Linked DNA regions of Homo sapiens: region 2 is linked to region 1. Evidence: chromatin loops called from intact Hi-C (ENCODE). Cell type or tissue: GM12878. All regions are shown on one strand.

Region 1 (2,500 bases):
ACACATATATACACACATATATACACATATACACACACATATACACGTATACATACACACACATATACACGTATATATACACGTATATATACACGTATATATACACATATATACACGTATATACACATATATACACGTATATATACACATATATACACGTATATACACATATATACACGTATATATATACACACATATATATACACACACATATACACACACACACATATATATACACACATACACACACACACACACACACACACACATATATATATAGTTGGCCGGGCATAGGGGCTCACACCTGTAAACCCAGCACTTTGGGAGGCAGAGGAGGAAGTTCCCTTGAGCCCAGGAGTTCAAGTGCAGCCTGGGCACTATAGCAAGACCCCTTCTCTGTTATTTGTATTAAAATTTTTTTTTAATTTTTAAAAATTTTTTAGGTTGGGCACGGTGGCTCATGCTTGTAATCCCAGCACTTTGGGAGGCCGAGGCAGGTAGATCACCTGAGGTCAGGAGTTCGAGACCAGCCTGGCCAACATGGTGAAACTCCATCTTTACTAAACTACAAAAATTAGCCAGGTGTGGTGGTGCACACCCGTAATCTCAGCTACTTGGGAGGCTGAGGCAGGAGAACTGCTTGAACTCAGGAGGCAGAGGTTTCAGTAAGCCAAGATGGTGCCATCGCACTCCAGCCTGGGAAACAGAGCAAGACTCCATTTCCAAAAAAAAAAAAGTTTTAAGAAAATTACGGCTATAAAACAAATGCAGTTCTTCATAACTGTAGGGAAAAAGGACTTAAGCACACATGCATTTACTACAATTTGAATGCCAATACCAATACGATCAAAAGAAGCTAAACTACTACCTCAGTGGGAATGGTGCTCTTAACATTGTTCTGAAACTCCTAATTTCCTTAACTAAAAAAAGGCAGAAAAGTATGCATAATGCAAATTACAAACACTACAGAGAAAATGTATGGAAATCGTTTTCCCCGCCCCCTCTCCCAAAAGAATGTTAGACACACTTTATAGAAACCGTGCTTACTCCAAATAGCTCACCAAGTGAAGGTTACTGTGAAATACTTCAAATTCCATAAGCCCCTCAGTACTGCAAAGACTGTGGGAAGGGAATGTTCCAAGCACAGACTAATGGACAGAAGGTACAAATGAAATAAGCCCTGATGCATGACTATCTAAGGAAGTCTAAACTGAAGACTCAATATATTTGTTCTGAAGTTATTAACCAAGCTTCAGTTTCTTAAATACATTCAAAACATTTAGCATATTCTTATAAGTCCCAAGTATAAATGACAGAGGTCTGTCATTGAAGATAATTAAAATAATTTATTTTGCCTAGTTTAGGATAGATAAATCTCTGTCATAGTTCAGACTTAAGTTTTTGTATTTTGAATTTTTTATACCAACAATGTGAATTCTTATTGTGTTTGTTGACTGTGTTAACAATAATACAAGTTATACCAACTTGGAATTTTTATTTTAATTTTGGGGATGTGTCCGTATTTTAACTCAGCAACTTTAATCCAGTGATCAAAGCTTCATTCGCTTGTAAACTGTTTCTCAGGTAAACTGAATTGCCCCATACCAGCATCTTAAGCAAATAAATAAGTACAAAACAGGCAGAGATTATAAATTAGAGCAGACAAATCTGTATCTCACCCCACGCCGGTAAAGAGCATTCTATCAATATAGTGAAATGCTAATCTCCTAATTAACAACCTAATTAGGTAATTATGGCTTTGCAGAGGGATGCCGAAATGAAATATGACAACATGGTCACCTCTTTATATGGCACCTGTGGGCCTTTTCAGCTGTCATTGCAAAGAGTGCAATATCAATTTGAACAGATGACAAAGTGCTGTCATTTTTCATTCTGATAATATACAGAATGCTTTGGACAGAAGTAGTTTACAAAAGAAACATCTTGCCTGATATTTTCCTAATTTAAATATGCTCAAATACTTCGGTAAATTTTTTGCATTGTACATAAGAGAATCAGTATGCACATTTTTATATTGTACATAAGAGAATCAGTATGCGCATTTGAAAAAAACAAACCTAACTGGCCATCATGCTTAACTGTACAAGCTGAAACTATTTCTTTTCTTTCTTTTTTTTTTTGAGACGGAGTTTCACCATTGTTGCCCAGCCTGGAATGCAATGGCGCAATCTTGGCTCACTGCAACCTCCACCTCCCGGGTTCAATTGCTTCTCCTGCCTCAGCCACCCGAGTAGCTGGGATTATAGGCATGTGCCATCACACCCGGCTAATTTTGTATTTTTAGTAGAGACGGGGTTTCTACATGTTGGTCAGGCTGGTCTTGAACTCCCAACCTCAGGTGATCCACCTGCCTCAGCCTCCCAAAGTGTTGGGATTACTGTGCCCAGCCTGAAACTATTTCAATTATAAAGTATATGATAATTAGAAAAGAGTAAAAGGCAACAATTCATCATATTTTAACACTCATATTTTTACTAAC
Region 2 (2,500 bases), 130 kb after region 1:
GTTTATTTTAGTTAGAATCTTTTAATACGAAAACTTAGAATATGAAATAGCAAAATACTACAAAAGTTGAAAACAACTCTGAGCTTTTTTGTGAATATTATCTTTTTTTCTGCCACATTTAATTAGTTATCTTTTTTGTATTTCCCATGTAAATTTTATTTCACATTCTTGGAGGATTAATATGGAATTTGTATAGATTTTGGAAAAGAAATTTTAAAAAACCCCAAAGAAATCTATTCCTATTCATTGTTTCTTTCACCTGGATCTCCTAGTACCTATAAATGGGTGCATGAAAACGTTTGCACTGCACTGAATTGAAGTTTTTACTGTGGGATTGAAAGAAGCACTGTGAAAAAGATGAAGAAACAATTGACCACACTGGATCTGTAGCCCAAGCTATTAGTTTAGTCTTAGTGTAGTCTACTCTGAATTTTGACTTACTGGATATTTAAGGTCTCTGGTTATTCCTAACAGACTGGTTGGCTTTGCTTCACCCAAATAGATTGTGGTGTGAAACAAGACACTTGATACCGAGATTAAGGAATGTCTCATGACAGTGCTTGTTTCTATTCAGCACTCCCCTCCACTTTAAAATTAACTGTTTAGGGCTTAAATGAAATGGGTTTTAAAAGCAAGACAAAACTTTGTTCTCGCTCCCTCACTAATAAACCTGTAGCATCTCACAGTAGAAAAAAGTATAGTGGGACTTACTGGCACCATGGTGCACAGCATTGAAGAATTTCATATTGTGACAACACATCAAAATAAATTGCTGTCAACAGACCAAAACACCAAGTGCTGTGATTCTGTCTGACGTGTGAAGATTCAGACAGGCTGTCTTGACAAGTTGTGGTGGAGCACCTGCATTTGACAGAAGACAGTGATATAAATCTGATTTGCCTGATACGAAGCACCTAGATATAGTTAATGCTGGTGACAGTAAGTCTGCATAAAATTTCCAAGCTGCAAGTCTGACTTTATTTTGCCTCTATTAAGTAGTAGTATTTTTTTGGTCACATTTTGATTCTCACTTATTTTCTATTTGTATTTGTAGTGTGGCCTTGAAATATAATTATGAGTTGTAAACTCTGAAAAATGTGACAAATTAATGTTTTGTTCAGTCTTTTTAAAAGTAGTATTGCAAAAGGCAATACTACTACAGTTGCTCAAAGCAAAAGAAAAGCAATGAAATTTTATTTTATACTAATCATAAATGTAATCATAGTTTAGGTTGTATTAATTTTGTAACTTATAGCCAAAATATTGAAAATAGTGGGTTAAAAGTCATGAGTTCCTATAAATCTCTCAAGCTGCGTTTGCCTTTAAAGCCTCCTGAAGAGGTAAAATCACTGAATTAGGTGGTTAATTTTTTCTTTTCGTTACCAATAAATGATAACTTTTTATAGTACCAGTATATATTACAGCTCATTTAAGAATGTGTAAAACATATCATAGCTCTGGAGTTTAATTATAGAACTTTATACGAGCTTCTCTGTTTCAGTTCTTCATACAACCACAGATACTAGAGACTTCATTCTGACAGTGGTAAGCTAATAAGAAACGCATAGAGGTATAAATTTCAATTACATTTTTCTAATTGTATCTTAAGATTTAAGAGATACTAACAATGGACTTTAGTTGAAAGAAAGAATCTTTTTTAAAGGAAAGGATTAATATAGGGGATTAATTTTTAAAAATGGAAATGAAGACAAGATCATATTAATTGTGTTATTTTTTACTTTTCTGTAGTAACTAACTTGTTGGTAGTATTTCATGGTAAGATTTGTTATTGTCTAAATAAAGAAATCTATTTGGTTTTCCCAGATCTCAAAGATGCTACTATTTCTTACCGAATTTATTGCTTAACTCATTTGAAGATTAGTTTCATTTTATCACCAATTGTTGCTCTGGTGGTTCCCCTGTGAAACACAGTGAAATAATTCAAGGATTCTCAAATTTGAGAAATTTTGAAATTAGCTCTGTCCACTATATAGTTTTAAAAAGTACAAATTATTTGTTTCAAGTTACTATTCATTCTTGACTGTATTGTTGTTTTACCCCTTAAAGGCTGCTAATGAGAAATAGAGCCTCATTATGATTTTAAGGATGAGAGAGGAAGGCTTTTAATTAATGATATGTAAATGGTCTTGAATTGATTATGTTAGAATATCAAGAGAGATGGGTAGAAGCTGTGGTGTAATATATTTTAATTAAGAATTAATTAAAAATGATGGCAATTTCATAAAGCCTCACAGAAAATAGTGGAATTTACTTTCTGTCAGGAGTAAATTAGCCTGTGATTAAATAAAGGGCCTGCATTAATAGTGGAGTTATTTTTAAACTGTGCTATGAAGAATTATGTAATTTTTCCTAAATAAGTAAAATTAAAATTTAATATTTAAAGGTGGGTAGTAAATGGTGGCAGAGAGCTAACTTATTTTTATGACTCAAATATATTGTTTCTTCTTTATAAAATTTTGTGTAAATATTTTTAACCTCA

The links. Hi-C counts contacts between places; a loop is a spot of excess contacts. Peaks named below come from ENCODE experiments on the same cell type or tissue, not always from the same donor. Only the 100,000 strongest peaks of a DNase experiment are listed, where the experiment ranks them.
Region 2: a loop joins it to region 1, with 7 times the contacts of the local background. A loop is called at or near these places in 7 of 110 quality-filtered maps.

Annotation. Positions count from the first base shown.
Region 1 is chr9:125,693,605-125,696,104 of GRCh38, forward strand. The region is part of intron 1 of MAPKAP1 (MAPK associated protein 1); the gene reads right to left. Among named protein-coding and RNA genes, the nearest start is that of MAPKAP1, 12 kb to the right of the region's middle. RefSeq lists an enhancer at 2,500. In GM12878, no CTCF peak of the experiment used is centred here; no DNase peak of the experiment used is centred here; H3K27ac peaks cover 229 bases.
Region 2 is chr9:125,819,779-125,822,278 of GRCh38, forward strand. The region is part of intron 2 of PBX3 (PBX homeobox 3); the gene reads left to right. Among named protein-coding and RNA genes, the nearest start is that of PBX3, 74 kb to the left of the region's middle. RefSeq lists an enhancer at 1,386-1,435. In GM12878, no CTCF peak of the experiment used is centred here; no DNase peak of the experiment used is centred here; H3K4me3 peaks cover 1,198 bases; H3K27ac peaks cover 1,817 bases.